Regions from separate parts of the Homo sapiens genome. Here regions 1 and 2 are each linked to region 3. Evidence: read pairs that join two places in POLR2A ChIA-PET (ENCODE). Cell type or tissue: MCF 10A. All regions are shown on one strand. Region 1 holds the start of SLCO4A1-AS2 (SLCO4A1 antisense RNA 2). Region 2 has its middle 4.2 kb from the start of NTSR1. Region 3 overlaps LINC00659 (long intergenic non-protein coding RNA 659).

Region 1 (2,500 bases), 120 kb after region 3:
GGGAATAAACTATTTTTTAAGCCCTTTGGTGTGTGGTCATTTCTTACAGCAGCCCCCACGGAGGCAAACAGGTGTCACATATGCCCCCGAATTTGGGAGATGACAGAGGCCTGAGGAGGGCCCAGAGAGATGACCTTGGGGTTGAGGCAGAGTTAGAGCTTAACAGACACACTAACTCTAAGGTCAGCGTGGCGGGTGGGAGCGGAGGCGCAGCCGGTGATCCGCCATGGGGCTGCGAGGGGACACAGGGGCCTCAGTGAGAACCAGCCCCGGGACAGGCCTATGCTGACAGACACTACAGCATTTGGGGATGACAAATTGCTGGCTTTTTTTGTTTTGTTTTGTTTTTTAATAAAGGGGCAACTTCATCTGTGAAGGCAGATAAACCGGGCCCAGCATGGTCAGGCCGGGAGCAGGCCATGGGATCTCCCCCAGGTCCAGGCAAGGCTTGTTTTACGTCTGGAGAGATCTGGCGGTACCAGCACCCCTTCCCCAAGGCCACAGGGATCTCAGGATTGAGCCCCCAAAGCTGGGCTCTGGGTCCTCCCGCCACGTCCTCTGCCGAGGCGCGGTCCCCACAGGGCTCCTCTGTGGAATCGGAGGTCTCGCCCTCTCAGCGAATGGATGCCTCAGCCCCAGGCTCCTTGGGACGAAGGCGGGCAGCTGCTGTGAAGAATCCCGCTGGGTGGCAGGGTGCTAACACCCGCTGTGCACACTGAGCACCAGCTGTGTACCAGGCACCGTCCCAGGCCTCACAGTAGGGGAAGAAGGCCCAGGGGGGTCAGTCATTTGCTCGAGGCCACACAGCCCGCCGGTGGCAATGAGGATGCAGCCCCCGCAGTCTGGCCCCAGAGCCAAGCGTCTGCGTCACAGCTGCCTTCTGACACCTACTGAAAGAGCCGTGCACGCTCGTGTGGCACTCACGTGCAGCCGCTGTTGACCTTGGACACTGCCGGGAGGCTGTTTGAGGCCGTATTTGGAGGCCTCGGACAGCAGAGATTCCACAGCATTCATGCCTGGGGCCTGCTCCCTGGGTGCCCGCGGCCACACCCGGGGGTTTATTTACAATGCCAACACCTATCCACGAGCTGGCAGGCCAGGCTGGTTTGGGACCTGCTGCGTCAGAAAGGGAGTGTGCGTGGAAGGAGAGACATTCATATTGTAAGAGCAATGCTCCACGCCTCCCCAAGGGGCAGAGAGCCACCCACGGCCACCCACGAGCCACAGGCTTTCTACTGAAGCGAGCTGTCACAAGGATGACGTCCCAGGAGCATGTGTAACACAAGAACTCGAATGCCAGGAGTCAGCGGAAAAGCCGGAGGAGCAAGAGCCCCGGGGCGGGACTGACGAGGAGGCGCAAGGGCTCCACCGGCCGCCGGCCGCCGAAACAGAAAGCAACCTCAGAGGCCCGGAGGAGGACAGGCCAGGCTCAGAGCCACGCAGACTCCCCAGGCAGCCTGTGGGTGTGTTTCCCTCGCATTGTTTTTCTTAGTGCAGGAACACAGAGCCAAGAACTACCCTGAGGACTGCCTGGAGGTCAAGGTCCACCCACACACACAAACACGTGCACACGCACACACATAAATAGCAGAAACTTGACCTCATTTCCGGGCTGGGCCAGAACATGAAGGGAAGGAGCCTCAACAGGGCCAAGGAACAGCCTGACGCAGGCGGGAGAGTGCTCAGAGGTTCCGCCTAGCTGCACGTGCTGGCACGGGGAGGGGGGCCGAGCGGGGGTGGGGGGTGTGGGGCGGGGCAGGGTGGGGGAGGCGGGGGCAGGGGGAGTGGGTCGGATTCGGCAGCACTTCTGCAAAGGATCTGATGGGGTCCCTGGGATGCTCAATGGTGGGCAAGCCCACGTAAACCATTGCGAACCAAGACGCTGGCTGCCGTGAAACACCCGCTCAACGCCCGGGCACTGGGCTTGCCTCATACAGGCAGTTTGTTCAGCCCTGGCCTCAGGACCAGACGCTGGGGCCAAAGCAGGTAAGGGGGAAGGGGGAGGATCCCGTCTGCATAGCTTTGAGAGGAAGCCAGATTGCTAAGTTTCGTGACCAGCAATGGCCACAGAGAAACAGAAGGACTTCCTTCTTGAAAATGAAAGCCACAACTGAGAAAGAACAGGTAGTTGTAGGTGTCCAAACAGCTCCAAGCTGAAGGCTGTTTTACCTGAATTAAAAGCTCTGACATAAATATGTAAAGCTCAGCCGAAAGTTACCTATTATGCACATTTAAATCAGCAAATTTAAAATCCTCTTTTAAATATCAGCCATGTGGCTTCCGACAGATGCCCATCAGACGGCCGCAGACGATGAGAATTACATGGCACCACTCAGCTCACCAGCTGTGCACCTCCAGGGGCTTCCGTTGGGGCCTCGTTCTGACGTCTTTCTGAGATCCAGCAGCGACCTGGCTTCGGGCCAGCCTCCCTTATCTGAATCTCACGCAAGCAGCATGTGTGTGACAGTACCCATTCCATCTTCATCATGCCCAAGAGTTT
Region 2 (2,500 bases), 69 kb after region 3:
ACTGACACGTGAAGTCGGGCACGCCTTGTGGGGGGCAGGGCTCCGGGGGCGAGTGTCTCCTGCAAGTTGGAGAGCCTTGGGGACCTGCTGCCCCGATCCCAACACTCCCAATGCTGCCTGTTGAGGAGCCGGCCGGTCCCATGGGCAGCGAGGACCGAGGTCCACGGGCACGGCTGTGATTCTAGGGTGCAGCAGGCGTGCTGAGCTGGGGCAGCCAGTGTGCTGGGGACAGCCTGGCTTTCTGTGATTTCCTGAGTGGTGTGAGCGAGGCATGTCCTTATTACCAAGCAAGGTAGTCATCTGTGCCTGGGGTGACAATCACGTCCAAAGAGTCACCACACAAGAGGTCCTTGGAAGCACGCTCCCAAGGGTGGGGGTCCCTGCTTGTTTCATTGGCTAGCTTACCCTGAGTCCCTCCAACACTGCCCGGCACGGGTGGGGGTCCCTGCTTGTTTCATTGGCTAGCTTACCCTGAGTCCCTCCAACGCTCAGTTGGCGCTCACTGGGTTTGTGTTGCACTAGTGGAGCAGATGCAATGGTGAACAGGATGAGGCCATGCCAGCAGGATGTGCGAAACCCGTCACTGGTTTGCAGCAGGCTTCAGGCTTCCAAATGTAGGAGAGCCACCATCTCTCCAGCCTCCAACCTTCTCTTCCCTCAGGCCCCCAACCGCTGTTGGGTGACTCTTGCTAGCAGGAAGGCTTCTTATTAAAATTGAAAAAATTAAGTTGACAATAACACCTGAATCAGTTATCTATTGCTGCATAACGAAATGCCCCCACACTCAGTGGCTTAAAACAACAGGCATTTATTATGTCAGTGGCAGAGTAGTTGGTTTCCTATGAGGACGAAGGCGGGTGGGGCAGAAACGTGGATGTGTTAGAGGCACAGAAGATACGTAATAAACATAATCGGTAGAGCCTGGCTATAGATTTTCCCACCCACAGCATGGAAATTGCACGTGTTCCAGGACGGACGGTGTTCGAAGGAGGATCTTTAAAAACAGAGCGGCACCTGCACATGTGTACGCACAGTGAGTGTTCGCAGGCGGGCAAGGAGGGCGGAGCCGCTTTCCAGCCTCACGCTGGCTGCGCTCCAGGCATCTCTGGGGCTGTTGGCAGATTCTGGGGGCTGTGCTACAGGCTGATCAAGCCTCAGTCATCGGCATCCTTGTCCTTCACATTCCCAGGCCGCCCCTTGGACCTTGGCCAGCTTTCTGGAAACATGAGCTGTGTTCTCAGGGAAGAACCAGAAGAGGAAGCAGGCGTGGCTGCCCACAAGTGCAGCGGCTGCTGCATGGGATAAGCCCCGGGAAGGCCAGGGATGCCGAGGGCAGGTCGGGGTGGCAGGCTGGAGAGGAGGTGATTTCGAATTCCAGCTTCACCAGGCCTGGACCCCCAGTTTCCTGTGTGTGAAAAGCATGACGTGGCCCCTAGGTCACCAGGCTGCTGTGAGCCTCCTGTGATGTGCACACACTTCATTCCACACAGAGGCCAGGGCTCACCCTGGTGGCTGCAGGGCAGCTGGAGAGGCTGGGTGGGAGAAGGATGGCCTGGAGGGGGGTCACACACTCTGCCTTTGCCTGAGTGGGACACACTCGGGGCGTTGCCGTGGCTGTCTTGTGCGCTAGGCTGAGGATGGAGAGTGATTGGCCACCAGAGTTATGTGAGGTCCCTGTCAGCGTTATAGACACTCGGCAATCCAGTTTTGGGCCTCAAGTGAGCTGGGATGGCTGTTCCACATGGTGTCTGCAGGTTGCCTAAGTAAGATGGCACTGGCAGGCTGGGAGGCTCAGGGTAGGACAAACAACTCACTCTGGTTTTCCTGGGACTTTCGAGGTTTTAAAACAGCAAGTCCGGAGACCTGGGAGCTGGAGCCCTCTCAGTCTCAAGCAGTTGGGGCTGAGGGTCACCCTGGTTGTGTGCTGTGGGAGTTTGCTCTTGCAGCTTCCCTCCCTTCCCAGGCTCTCTCCTGCTCCGTTGACCCTCCCAGCCCAGGTCTCCCCCACTGGGACCAGGTCTCACCACTCCCTCCAAATCCCAAATTATCCAGGGTTCCTTCTCCTTCCACGGCTAAGAAGCCAAGAATCTTCTAATTCAAACCTGACATGGCTCCGTGGAGAGCTGGCTGCTCTGTAATGGGCCTGGTTTTCAATCATGTATTTCCTCCGGGCTCTGATTCAGCCGGATGGTCTGACTCACGCAGTCGTCAAACATATATCAACAAGTGTATCTCTGCCATCTGCCTGGAGGCCAGAGCCTCCTGGTGAGCCCTTGACTCAAGGGCTCACACCTAGTGGGCAAAAGCAGCCAAGTTCCCTTAATTTTTGTGCCCCCCAAAGCCATCTGCCTTCCACCTGGCTCTGCGGGAATCTGGCGCAGGCTTGGTACCCAGTGGACAGGGAGATGTGTGTTGAGCGAATTGTGAGCACCTGGAGGGAACAGCTGGCAATTCACCTACTCAGCCTTCCCCCTCGTCTGGGTGCAGCACCCCCAAGTCT
Region 3 (2,500 bases):
GCCTCTGCTTGGACACCGTGGAGACAGGGCCCTCCTTGTGCTTCAGAAGCATCAACGTGTCAGAAAATCATCTTCACGCCAAGTCTGGAAAAAATGGCTTTGAGGTTGTGCACACAAAGGAAGGAGGGAGAGCCCCAGGTGTCGCGGAGGACCATGCGGCTGACAGAGCCAGCAGGGCGGTGGCGTGTGAGCCGTGCTCTGGATATATAAGGATCTGACGCTGCTGGCAATGTCTGAGCTCTATGCTCGCCCATCTGTCGGCTGCTATCATCACCGGGTGGGATTAGCGGAGATCCACTCTTTCATATTTAAATCTTCACAAGAGAATGAATCACTTTTATAATAAAAGAAAAAGACCGTCCATGTTGTTAATGTGCACACAGCAAGTTGGAAGGCCGGGGAGGGCAGCGGGTGGGGACGCTGACCCAGGCGCCCCCCTGCTGCCTGGAACAGCCCCAGGCCTGCTCCACTGTCCCCTCGGGGTTCCCTGTCGAAGAGGCCAAAGAGTGGAGGGGCTGGTGCCTAGAGGGTGTGGAGCTGCAGGTGCACAGTACAGCTGGCACCTGGCAGAGGTGGTTCATTATCAAGCAAAGGATGAACAAGGCACTTGGAGCCCCTTCACAACTGGAACCTCCACTGCAGGCACAAGGCTGGGCTGGACTGGGGTCTCCTCCTCTCCATGACAGCCTTGGGCAACCTGGAGCCCGCCACTGCCCCTCCCCAGGTGCTGTCCCCTTGAAGCTTCTCCCAACGGTTTAGTATTGTAGAGTTGGCACATCTCACGTGAACAAGAACAGCCATCACTGAAACGAATGCTCAGAGCGGACCGGCGTTTTTTCCCAGCCACCCTGGGGTGAGCATGGCTCACGTTGCACACCAGGAAGCCCAGGAGCGGGGAATTGAACCAGTTCCATCCAGTCCCTGGCAAGGGACCACCCTGTGTCCGAAGGCCACGTTCATTTTTCAGATTGCAGGAAATGGCTCAGCCTGAAGTTCAAGTTTTCCTCTGAGCTCCTGTTGATTAATGTGGCAAAGAGAGCATGCTGTGGAATATGCTGGCAGAAATGTCAGGATTGCTAAAGCGTTTCACTGCAAATGCTCAGGCTGGTGGGGAGGTGCCTTGGCACAATTCTGCAGAGGGTATTTGGCAATAGCAACAAAATCACAAAGGCACAAACCCTGTGACCCAGAAACACCAATTTCACGGTAGGAGCTGCTGCCGCAGGGGTTTGCCCAGAGCACAGGGAAAGATGTGCTCACTGTACTCGCTGGGACAAGCAAGAGATTGGAAAGAGCTCAGTGTCGTCATTCAGGGTGTCTCCTGTGTCTCCTGATCGCTATAAGGGGTTCCAGGCTGGTCCCCGGGGGAGGAGCTCCTGATCAGACGCAGGCCCTGCCCCCTCCCCAGCACAGAGCTGGTGAAGGAAGTGGACATTCATTCATTCAGGATGTTCTGAGTATTTCAGCACCACCAGGCCCTGGGAAATCAAGGTCTCAGCAGATGACGGTGGCAGTTTGATTTTTGGCTGAATTGTCCTCTACAGCAGTCACTGGGGGTTGCGTTTTTCTCACACTGCCCAGTCATGCAGCACACGGAAGCCATCCATATGCCATGGGAAAATGCTTTGTCTCCTGCCTGGGCGCCCCCCGAGCCAGTGAGTACAGTCCTGCCTAGTGGCAAGGTGAGTGTCCTGTTCCCAAGTCATGAAAATGCTCTTCACTGGGGCGGGTCTGCCGAGTTGGGAAGGGCACTTACGGTTTAAACCGAGAGACTCTCCCTGCATTTGAAATGAGGACATAGAGTTCTTTTTCTCTTTTCTTTTCTTTTGTTTTTTTGAGACGGAGTCTTGCTCTGTCGCCCAGGCTGGAGTGCAGTGGTGTGGGGTGATGGGGCAAATGGGGCAGGGCGGCCAGGTGGGGCCAGGCGGGCATCTCCCGAGGATGATCCTGGAGGTCAGCTGCCCGGTGTGGGTGGCCATGACCTTGGTAGCCTGTGACCTTGGTGGCTGTGAGCTTGGACGAGAACATTTTCTTCTGCCAGTGCAATGCCTAGAGAGGCAGGCCACTGAGGGCTGGGGCAGTGAACCCCGGGGACATCGCGTTGGGGAGTCCTGCCGTGATAGAGGGCCCCTGGGCACCACAGTGCAGCGTGTACTCCACCGTGGCTGCTGGATGGCCACCCATGGGCAGTGGAGCTGGGGCAGGGATGGCATTCCAGGTCTACAAAGTAGGGAGAGTGACGGCCCAAAGGAGCGAGGGTCCAGGCGAGCCGCACACGGAGGAGCGAGGGTCCGGGCAGGCCGCACATGGGTCGGAGGCTGCAGAGCCCATGCTGACGGCGCACACCATGGGCTCGGCCTGCTGTCCCTAGAAAGTGTGGGGCAGAAAGAACGGATGCACCTGTGTGCTCCTTGCTGGAAGTGGCAGGGGGCTCTTCCCATGCTGGATCTCCGGACACTCCCCTTGGCGCTCTGCCTGGTGGTCCGCCGCTGCACACGGG

Evidence for each region. Peaks named below come from ENCODE experiments on the same cell type or tissue, not always from the same donor. Only the 100,000 strongest peaks of a DNase experiment are listed, where the experiment ranks them.
Region 1: POLR2A ChIA-PET joins it to region 3 with 21 read pairs; 5 of 35 experiments call an interaction of 5 or more read pairs at or near these places.
Region 2: POLR2A ChIA-PET joins it to region 3 with 25 read pairs; 10 of 35 experiments call an interaction of 5 or more read pairs at or near these places.

Annotation. Positions count from the first base shown.
Region 1 is chr20:62,651,296-62,653,795 of GRCh38, reverse strand. All of the region lies in intron 1 of SLCO4A1 (solute carrier organic anion transporter family member 4A1), which reads right to left. SLCO4A1-AS2 (SLCO4A1 antisense RNA 2) reads left to right here and starts at 1,610. Exons shown (of 2, transcript NR_183965.1): 1 at 1,610-1,986; 2 at 2,288-2,500. RefSeq lists enhancers at 1,129-1,318, 2,099-2,188, 2,199-2,498 and silencers at 1,499-1,628, 1,739-1,918. In MCF 10A, no CTCF peak of the experiment used is centred here; a DNase peak (open chromatin) is centred at 1,505.
Region 2 is chr20:62,703,383-62,705,882 of GRCh38, reverse strand. No RefSeq gene overlaps it. Among named protein-coding and RNA genes, the nearest start is that of NTSR1, 4.2 kb to the left of the region's middle. In MCF 10A, a CTCF peak has its summit at 2,290; DNase peaks (open chromatin) are centred at 1,202 and 2,212.
Region 3 is chr20:62,771,982-62,774,481 of GRCh38, reverse strand. It overlaps LINC00659 (long intergenic non-protein coding RNA 659), which reads left to right. Exons shown (of 3, transcript NR_046225.1): 3 at 1-361. Among named protein-coding and RNA genes, the nearest start is that of LINC00659, 3.6 kb to the left of the region's middle. In MCF 10A, no CTCF peak of the experiment used is centred here; a DNase peak (open chromatin) is centred at 1,201.